2 separate regions of the Homo sapiens genome follow, and region 2 is linked to region 1. Evidence: read pairs that join two places in POLR2A ChIA-PET (ENCODE). Cell type or tissue: GM12878. All regions are shown on one strand. Each heading gives the region's core, and the rest is flanking DNA. Links, peaks and the distances in the headings are about the cores only. Region 1 has its middle 7.0 kb from the start of TRPV2. Region 2 overlaps LOC105371554 (a long non-coding RNA gene).

Evidence for each region. Peaks named below come from ENCODE experiments on the same cell type or tissue, not always from the same donor. Only the 100,000 strongest peaks of a DNase experiment are listed, where the experiment ranks them.
Region 2: POLR2A ChIA-PET joins it to region 1 with 7 read pairs; 5 of 35 experiments call an interaction of 5 or more read pairs at or near these places.

What each region holds. Positions count from the first base shown.
Region 1 is chr17:16,405,954-16,411,165 of GRCh38, reverse strand. It overlaps the pseudogene LOC124904150. Among named protein-coding and RNA genes, the nearest start is that of TRPV2, 7.0 kb to the left of the region's middle. RefSeq lists enhancers at 2,317-2,496, 2,547-2,916, 4,007-4,186 and silencers at 3,117-3,206, 3,437-3,486, 3,587-3,636, 3,697-3,776. In GM12878, for the core only: a CTCF peak has its summit at 3,628; DNase peaks (open chromatin) are centred at 2,105, 2,695, 3,535 and 3,912; H3K4me3 peaks cover 2,360 bases; H3K27ac peaks cover 2,376 bases.
Region 2 is chr17:16,539,599-16,545,038 of GRCh38, reverse strand. LOC105371554 (a long non-coding RNA gene) reads right to left here. Exons shown (of 4, transcript XR_007065637.1): 3 at 5,251-5,342; 4 at 953-4,386. Among named protein-coding and RNA genes, the nearest start is that of ZNF287, 27 kb to the left of the region's middle. In GM12878, for the core only: no CTCF peak of the experiment used is centred there; no DNase peak of the experiment used is centred there.

The sequences.
Region 1 (5,212 bases), core at 213-5,212:
AACATATGTCCATACACACTTGTACATGAATGTTTACAGCAGCATTATTCATAATAACCAAATAGAAACACCCCAAATGATGATTAACTGATGACGAATGGATACATAAAATGTGGCATATCCATTTAATGGAATATTATTTGGCCACAAAAAGAGAAATTAAGTACTGATGTACACTATAGCATGGAAGAAACTTGAAAAATTAGGTTAAATGAAAGAAGTCAGTCACAAAAATCACACACTGCATGATTCCATTTATTTATTTTTATTTTTATTACATCCTCAGATAAGGGACACGTCAAACTGATAAGAACAGATACTACACTTGATTTTAGCTGAAAGGTCAAGAAGTAATCTGCGTGATTCCATTTATATGAAATATCCAAAACAGGGAACTGTAAAGTGGTTGTCTAGGGCAAGGGGATGTTGGGGGCGAGTGTAGAAAGGAGGACTGACTGCTAAAAGGTATGAGACTTCTTTTTTTATTTTTTTGAGACAGTGTCTCATTCCATCGCCCAGGCTGGAGTGCCGTGGCACGTGACTGCGGCTCACTGCAGCCTCGACTTCCCCAGGCTCGGGGAATCCTCCTGCCTTGACCTCCCAAGTAGCTACAGGCACATGCCACTACACCTGGGTCTTTTTTTTTTTCTTTTTTTTTTTTTTGTATTTTTTCTAAAGGCAGGTTTTCACTATATTGCCTAGGCTGGTCTCAGACTTCTAGACTCAAGCCATCTACCTTAGCCTCCCAAAGTGCTGGGATTACAGGCGTGAGCCAATGCACCCAGCTCAGGTATGATGCTTCTTTTGCGGGAGATAAAATGTTCTAAAGTTGATTGTGATGACAGCTGTGCAACTCTGTGAATTACACTAAAAGACCAATGAAATGTACACTTTATATTTGTGAATTGTATGTGAATTATATCTTTGTTTTAAAAAGTCCCCTGTGTAGGGAAGAATGCCTGTGTTTTTAGTGGGAAGTGAATCAAGCAGGGAAGCAAGACTTCCTCAATCTGAATACCACTGGATTCATATTTCAAGAAGCTTCACAAATTAGCCAGGCATGGCGGCGTGCACCTGTAGTCCCAGCTACTCTGGAGGCTGAGGTAAGAGAATTGCTTGAACCTGGGAGGCAGAGGTTGCAGTGAGCCGAGATTGCGCCACTGCAGTCCAGCCTGGGAGATAGTGCCAGACTCCGACTCCATTAAAAGAAACGAAAAAAACTTTGGGAGGCCGAGGTGGGCGGATCACGAGGTCAGGAGATCGAGACCATCCTGGCTAACACGGTGAAACACCGTCTCTACTAAAAATACAAAAAATCAGCGGGCGCCTGTAGTCCCAGCTACTGGGGAGGCTGAGGCAGGAGAATGGCGTGAACCCAGGAGGCGGAGCTTGCAGTGAGCCGAGATCATGCCACTGCACTCCGGCCTGGGCAACAGGGCCAGACTCCGTCTCAAAAAAAAAAAGAAACCAAAAAAAAAAAGAAGCCTCACTCAGTCCAGTGTCCGCCTAACGAAAATCTACCCCAAGCAGGCTTTATACCCTATCTTTCCTATTGTGCTTCATTTCACTTTGTAACTTTTTATAAATGTTTCTTTTATTTGAATTTATTTTCAGATAGATTTTTAATAAGAGCAAAGAGAGGTCACCAAAATATGTAGCAGATGTGTCCTCCGGAGCAGGGAACTAGAGGTCAGGGATGGGAAGGCACATAAGGTGCATCCTTTGTACTATTTGAAATTTTTTTATTTTTTTATTTTTTATTTTTATTATTATTTTTTGAGACGGAGTTTTTGCTCATCGCCCAGCTGGAGTGCAGTGGTGCGATCTCGGCTCACTGCAACCTCTGCCTCCCAGGTTCAAGCGATTCTCCTGCCTCAGCCTCCCGAGTAGCTGGGATTACAGGCGCCCGCCACCACGCTTGGCTGATTTTTTGTATTTTTAGTAGAGACAGCGTTTCGCCATGTTGGGCAGGCTGGTCTCGAACTCCTGAGCTCAGGTGATCCACCCACCTCGACCTCCCAAAGTGCTGAGATTACAGGTGTGAGCCATCGCGCCCGGTCTTTTTTTTTTTTTTTGAGACGGAGTTTCACTCTTGTTGCTCAGGCTGGAGTGCAATAGCAGGATCTCAGTTCACCGCAATCTCCGCCTCCTGGGTTCAAGTGATTCTCCTGCCTCAGCCTCCCGAGTAGCTGAGATTACAAGCATGTGCCACCATGCCCGGCTAATTTTGTATTTTTAGTAGAGATGGGGTTTCCCCATATTGGTCAGGCTGGTCTCGACCTCCCGACCTCAGGTGATCCGCCCGCCTGGGCCTCCCAAAGTGCTGGGATTACTGGCATGAGCCACCGCGCCCTGCCTGTTTGAAATTTTTGCCACTGGCTTTAAAAAATAAAATTGGCATCTCTTTTAGATGTAGAAAAATATCCAACTCACATGTGCAAGACATGTCTAAAGCCTGTGCATAATATAAATTAAAAAAAGAGTTGGGAGAGAGCATTTCAGGGTCTGGAAGGTGGAAACTGCCCTGGCCTTAAAAGTAAAAAAAGATGGGACACTTGAGGGTGCTGGGGGTAGGGGCTGGAGCGGTGTAGACAAGCCAGGGCCTGGACCTGCAGCCTTTGCTTCTCTTTGTACTAATTCCGAAACTTGGCCCCAAGCCAGGGCTGGGGCTATGTCTAACTGGCCAGATGAAGCTTCCCTGAGAAGATTGTGTCTGAATCTCACAGAAAAGAAATACGAATAAGGCAGTTTAGCAGGCAGCACAGGCTTCCTGGAGCAAGGAAGACTGAGGCAGCGGAGAAAAAAAAAAATGCTAGCTGGTCCTCAAACAGGGCCAGAGAGGACCAAAGGGGACCAGACACCTCCTGGAGGGCAAGGGGACCAGCTGGCTGGGCACAGCCTGCCCAGCCTGAGATAATTTCTCACGCAAAGCATGGCCCCTTCCCATACCGCCCCAGGGAGCCCCAGAGGCCACAGCTCAGCCAGGCCCGGACGTTCCGTCTCTCCCAGGACCCAGAATAGCTACAGCCAGGTCTTGGCCAAATCTGGGAGCCCAGCCCCAAGCCCCTACCCCTCTGGGGAATTTCCCCAATTTCCGCAGGCACAGGATGCATTCCCAACCGCCTCTGCCTCCCCACCCCTCACGCTTCCACCTGCCTCCCACCGCACCTCCTCCTCCCCCACCACTGACCCCTCCAGCCTTCAACTCCTCCACCCCTTACCCCCCAACCTGCCTCCCACCCCATATCCGCCTCCCCTACCCCTCACCCCCACCTGCCTCCCACCCCACCTCTGCCTCCTCCACCCCTCACCCCACTACCCCTCACCCCCACCTCCCTCCCACCCTCACCTCTGCCTCCTCCACCCCTCATCCCCCGACCCCTCACCCTCATCTGCCTCACCCCTCCTCCGGCTCCTCCACCCCTCACCCCCCCACCCCTCACCCCCATCTCCCTCCCACCCTTGCCTCTGCCTCCCCTACCCCTCACTTCGCTACTTTCTTCTCATCCCACCTCAGCCACGCCTCCCACCCTCGCCTCTCCACGCCCTTCCATCCCACTTCAGCCGCGCCTCCCACCCCTCACACCCCGACCTGCCTCAGCCGCGCCCCCTACCCCGTCCCTCGGGTAGTAGGCTCCACCGCGGTTCTGCTAAGACTCCCACCGCGACCCCAGTACCTCTCGCTACCGAGCTTCAGGCGCATCCCCGCCCCCCGCCCAACTAACTACCCAGAATCCTGGGCCCCCTCCCACTGCGCCTCGGCCGCGTCCCCAGCGCACGTTCCCTGCTCTTTCCCCTCTCGCTTCCCCACGAATCCCGCGAGTCCCCTGCCCTCCTGTCTGACGTAGGCATCGGTCCCCCTCCCGGACACCCCCTCCTGGGACAGGCCTGGGACCCGCCTCCGCAGTCGCTTCGGCGGATCCCGGGTCGGGGGCGGGAACGGAAGGACCTTCCTTTGGACTCCAGCTTCGCCCTCCTCATGCGCCACTCCCTTCCCCAAGTCACAGAGCTGGACTGTAAGGGTGTCAGAGCCTGTGGGCTCCACTCCCCTGCCCTCCAAAGGAACTGGAGGATGCAGGCGGACGGCGGGACCACAGCATTTCCCTCCGGCTTGGAGGGCGGAGGCCGACCCGGGAGCGCGCTCTGGAGCGGTGAGCCAGGCGCCTTGGGACGCTTTCTTTCGAGGCAGGGTCTTGCTCCGTTGCCCAGGCTGGAGTGCAGCGGCCCCATCACGGCTCACTGCAGCCTCCATCTCCCGGGCTCAAGCGATCCTCCTGCCTCAGCCTCCAGTTAGCTGGGACAACAGGCGCGCGCCACTATGTCTGGCTTATTTATTTATTTATTTATTTATTTATTTATTTATTTATTTATTTTGAGACGGAGTCTCGCTCTGCCCAGGCTGGAGTGCAGTGGCATGATCTCGGCTCACTGCAGCCTCCACCTCCCGGGTTCAAGAAATTCTCCTGCCTCAGCCTCCCGAGTAGCTGGGATTACAGGTGCCCACCACCACACCTGGCTAGTTTTTGAATTTTTAGTAGAGACCAGATTCCACCATGTTGGCCAGGCTAATCTCGAACTCCTGACCTCAGTGATCTGCCGGCCTTGGCCTCTCAAAATGTTGAGATTACAGGCGTGAGCCACCTCTGCAGGCCAACACTCTTTCTTTCTTTCTTTCTTTCTTTCTTTCTTTCTTTCTTTCTTTCTTTCCTTCTTTCTTTTTTTCGTGAGCCATGGCGGCCAACTCTTTCCTTCCTTCCTTTCTTTCTTCCTTCCTTTCTCTTTCCTTTCTTTCTTTCTTTTTCTTTCTTTCTTTCTTCTTTCTTCCTTCCTTCCTTCCCTTCCCTCCCTCCCTCCCTCCCTTCCTTCCTTCCCTTCTTTTCTTTCTTTCTTTCTCTCTCTCTTTCTTTCTTTTTATTAATTTTTTTGGAGACGGAGTCTTGCTCTGTTGCCCAGGCTGGAGTGCAGTGGTGCAATCTCGGCTCACTGCAAGCTCCGCCTCCGGGGTTCGCGCCATTCTCCTGCCTCGGCCTCCCGAGTAGCTGGGACTATAGGTGCCCGCCACCACGCCTGGCTAATTTTTCGTATTTTTAGTAGAGACGGGGTTTCACCGTGTTAGCCAGGATGGTCTCGCTCTTCTGACCTCGTGATCCGCCCACCTCGGCCTCTCAAAGTGCTGGGATTACAGGCGTGAGCCACCGCGCCCGGCAGCACC
Region 2 (5,440 bases), core at 1-5,000, 130 kb before region 1:
CTCATTTTTGATAAAAACAAATTATGATAGGCCCGTGTGTGTTGTCTGTAGAATAAACTTTAGTCCTATACATGGCCTGATTGTTTGCATAAAGTGCAGCAAGAAAGGTTATTTCTACACAGGCCTTTTGGATTGGCTTCGATGAAACTGTTCTACAAGGAATCTCAGATAAGACCTTTTAAAGCCAAGCCCAGCCATGGGTTTGTATCCTCAAATACCTGTGAGTTGGGTGATCCTCTCCTCTTGAGGCCCCAAGATAAACTCGGAGCTCCCAGACCTATTAGAAAGTGACACTCTTTACTGACCACAGGTTAGGAATCTTGTGCAGGGACTGTGCAGACAAGGTATGAGGCCAGTTCTCCCCAAGGGGCTTTTATTTGCTCTGCATGTCAAGCTTGATTCCTTAAAAGGAAACACACCCTCAAGCCTTGGTTAAAATAACCAGTTTTTCCAATGTGTCCTGTTGACAAAGAAAAATGGATTCTTATTGCACTGATGCAAAGAGCTATATTGCCGTTAAGTTAAGAGTACAGCTAGTCTCCAAATTCTAGAGGAACCAGGCAGAGACAAATAAATATGCTCCAAATTTTGTTCACAGGAGTATACCTTACTCAATTATTAAAGGCCATAAATAGTTTAAAACTTTTCTTGACTCTGAAAAACAAAACAAGGATCAGCAATATTCCAAGCAAAGTTAAAAACTCTGCTTTAACTTTCTGAGTGCAGTCCATTTACTTAACTCTTGTTTTGCTTGATATTTATGAACATATTAGTTCTTTGTGAGTCCCATACATTCTCTCTCTATTCCAATGTTACAATCTTTAAAGCTATTAAAAACCTGCATTTGAGAACACCTGTTGAACTCCTTAATAGAGCTTGATTATAAACCATTTTTTGAAAAGGAACAAAGCAGGACAACAATTGTCTGTGAATGACAAAATTTTCAGGATAGTTAAAAACATGACTGACAAAGAAGTTTATTTATCTTCATGGTTTACAATAACTTTACCCTTAATTATGATTGATAGCATATACTTAGACATTAGAATCTTAGAAATCCCATACAATTCTGAAACATATATTAGTATTATTCACCAAACTATAACTTAAATAAGATTGGACATCATTTTGGCAATCTCATGTGACTAAACATGTCAAATAATCCTGTTTACCTCTTTTCTGAATGTTTCAGGGCCCCTCTAAACCATTCAAAAAGTTAGGTATCAGGAAGGACAATTTCCAGATTGCCATAAATTATTTTGCCAAAATGATGACTCAAAAGGCAAAATCCTTTCATTAGCCTTTATTATGAAATGAAAATCTTGTTCAAAGCAAAATTTTACCCTTGCATTAGTTTATTAATGTTAACCCCAATTTGTTTACACGAAACCTTATAGATTATTCCATCAAATCCTAACCAATTTGACCATGAGGTGAAATCTTTTTTTTTCTTTTTTTTTTGAGATGGAGTTTCATTCTTGTTGCACAGGCTAGAGTGCAAGGGCATGATCTCAGCTCACTGCAACCTCCGCCTCCCAGGTTCAAGCGATTCTCCTGCCTCAGCCTCCCAAGTAGCTGGGATTACAGGCATGTGCCACCACCCCTGGCTAATTTTGTATTTTTAGTAGAAACGGGGCTTCTCCATGTTTGTCAGCCTGGTCTCGAACTCCCGACCTCAGGTGATCTGCCCGCCTCGGCCTCCCAAAGTGCTGGGGTTACAGGTGTGAGCCACCGCACCCGGCCAAGGTGAAATCTTTACAAACCTTTTATAACCCTTTTACTAAGGGGCAGATTAGTGTCTTAAGACCTCCTTGCTATGCTTTTATTTTAATGCTTAATTTATGAAAAGACCATATAGATACTATGGGAGAGGACGGTGTAGTGCTTCTACCATGCATTGCATTGCAAGGCAGCCCAAAGCCAATTGGCTTATTTTGTAATTAGCCCATCCCTGATGGGAGTCTCATCTCCCAGTGCAGGGTGAGGATGTTTCCTTATCTTCCAGGTGGCCAAGAGCATCCCTGATTTATAACTACTATTAGCCATCCCTTACAGTGTATTTTCTACTTGATTATTACACACCAAAGCTTTCTTGTAAAAATGCGAAGTAATTTCTGATACCCCCAAAACTCAAAACCATCAGATAACACAATGCAAAACAGAACAGAGCCTTTGATTTTGAGAGGGAATTATTTGCTTTTAATTCCTGGGGTTTCATGAGGAAAACAGAGGGTTTTTTCCCAAAACGGGGTCTGTGGCGCCTCCTCTGTGTTTCCTGAGGAGTCCCATGCTACCAGAAGTTATCTTAGGGCCTTTTATACATGCATTAAGAGTAGTAAGACAAAAAATGGAGAAAAATAATTCAGTCGGCTGAGATGAGCCTTTTTCCAGAAAAACAAGATTCAAGAAAAGAAAAAACATAAAGGCCTTTTAATATACCTATAACTTGATTTTCCACTTTTAATTAAGCTGAGCACTCTTTAAGAAAATTCTTCTAAATCCTTTGTTACTTGACCTTAGCCATGCCAAGCAGTTAAGATTTTTGGCTTTTGAACTTTACAATAAGTAACCTCACAGGTAAAACTAAAGAGCTTTAATTAGGTTATGACTTAACCAGGAGTGTAAAAGGTATTTTTAAAGGAGTGACAGGCAGCTTTTTTTTTTTTTTTTTTTTTTTGCTGAGACAGAGTCTTGCTCTGTCACCCAGGCTGGAGTGCAGTAGCATGATCTTGGCTCACTGCAACCTCTGCCTCCTGGGTTCAAGCAATTCCTCTGCCTCAGCTTCCTGAGTAGCCAGGACTACAGGTGCATGCCACCACGCCTGGCTAATTTTTGTTTTTTTAGTAGAGACAGGGTTTCGTCATGTTGACTAGGCTGGTCTTGAACTCCTGACCTCGTGATCCACCCGGACAGGCAGCTTTTGAAACTGTCACTGCAAAATTGTGACTGAGACAGTGGAAGAGATCTCACCCAAACAACTCCATTTTGTTTCCAGTCCCCAAACTGTCCTTGCCCATCCCCGGGCATAGGCTGAATCAAGTTGGGGAGGAGCTTGGTTTACAGTTTATAGTCTAAAACAAAGAAGATAGCAGCTGCTTCTCAAGATATACTTCCCTTTTGCCTGGGGACCAGACCAAGAAACTAGCTACAGGATTAGAAACCATGGCCCAAGAGCCATGCAATTGGAGGCTACAAGATTTTGACCCTCCCTAAACGGCTGTTATGATCAGTGCTTAAGATGTTTTGTAAACCCTGCCCTTGATGGATCAGCTGACACAGCCCAGACTGACAAACTGGCTTATCTGATTTAGCACAAGAAGACAGCCACCATTGTAAAATGGCGGAGACAAAAACAAAGTATTGCCACATGGTTACAGATTATGTTCCCATGACATGAAACAAGATGGAGGCCTGTAGCCAAGTTTGCCACTGGATACTTTGCTGGGCTGGTTTGAACAGCAGGCTTATGGGTTTCTGGGCCTGCATCCTGACCTAAGATACCTTTTCTTTAACAGAACCACACAGAAAGACATACAAAGAAGAGCAGATTGTTTACAGCTTAAGACCAACCTCACAAATCCTTTTTCATTAACTATAAATTTAAAGAAAACATAAACAATGATCTTTATTATCCCTTTTGCCGGTTTCCACAGGAAGAGAGAAGCCAAAAGCCTGACTGGTAAGAAATTTTTACCCTTTTGCCAGCATATCAGGCTTCTGGGCTGGGTTTCCTTCCCCCTAGCTCAACTCTATGCCAAACATTTTAAGGTTTGGAAAATTAACCTTTTCCATGTTGGAAGAACATTATAAAAGAGAAGCCATTTTAAACTGCAAAACAAGGAAAAACACCACAGAAAGGAGTTCCAATTAGGGTTGTCAGGAGGTATTGCCTCTTTTCCTATTGGGAATGGTGTTTCCCCTTTGCCTTCCCTATTTTTTTCTTTTCCCTTTTGGCCTTCTATAGGAGACATTACTTATCTCCAAAATTTTCTTCTGCTTGCAGAGCTGCTTATTTTACCTACAGTAAGGGTTTGCCTTAGCAGCAACATAACATCCCTTCATGAGAGGTTACATACCTGAGTTAAATATTGGAAAGCTTCCATATACTTATTAAGGTCATCAGAAAACCAGCCTAAGTCTCCCTTTACTTGCCAAAGGTCCTGCAATGAGAAGGGAACTTGAAGGGGCCCCAAATAAGGGGGACCCTCAGATGACTTCCCTGAAAGTTACTTTTTAAATTTTGGGGTACTGTTTTCCCTGGGCCTGCCTGATATGACTGCAAAAGAAAATAAGCCACTTTTTCTTCAAAGTTTCAAGGTCGAAAGAGTCCTAGTGCTTCAAAATACACTCAAGAGAAGTGCATGTTGAAGATGGTCTGTTACCCATCTAGAAAGAGAAGTGAGAATAAAAGCGTCCTTTTAGTCTCCTTCCTTTTGGTATGAAATCCAGGATGGAGAAGAAAGCAGTAGGAGGCGTCCCCCAACTATTTTCTCTTTTGTTCCTGGATTCCCAGCACTCATTTAAATGTTCCACCCATGACTGCAGGTGTGACCCTCCAAGCCATGGCACCAGAGGATCTGAGTTTTGGGCCATAGTCACGCTGTTCCCAAGCAATCAGTTCTCTGCCTTTTATTTACCTTTGACCTCCTAGACTTGGGTGGCCTGTGTGCCTCCCAAAAAATGGATTTGAAGAAAAACCATGTAATTGGGAAGAGACCCTTTAAGGGAGGGGATGTGATAGATTGAACTCTATATCCTGCCATTATAGCCCATGCTAAAGCATTTACCCATAGAAGAATGGTTCCGGTTAACTTCTGGACTTAAAATCCCCTTACTAATTAAGCACTGTCTTAGTAGGAGCCAGAATAGATGGCTTAAAGGAACATAGGAACTGAATGGCCGTTTTCCTGCCAGTGGGACAATATTGAGACTAAAATTTGGCCATGGAAGACATCCTACTCCTAACTGTTAAAAGCAGAAACTTCCCATTCTTAGAAGAGGCCTACAGCCTGATTTCTACTAGGTGGCTTAGAAATACCATGTGCTTGCCAGAGAAAACGTAGAGAGAGAGAGAGACACTTATTGAGTTACTGCATGCCGTGATTCACGATCTTTTCTAACAGACAGAATCCTGCACATTAGACACACAGAGAGACCACAGATAGAAAGAAAGTTTTGGCGACAGGGTAGCTGGAAGAGAGCCTTGAGACTAAAGAACAGATATAAAGTTGAAATCCGCTCCATACTCACCAGTCTCATGATTGAATTTCCTTTCCTGGCCAATGCACCAAAATGATACGGCTCCGATGAGTGGAGGAACACCAGGGTTCTTGGTCCTCATGCTGGTTTAGATAAAACAACATGGACATATGTGGAGTGGTTTTAAGGGGCAGATAGTTTAATAGGCAAGAAGAGGAAAGAAAGAAGGGAGAAGGAAGAA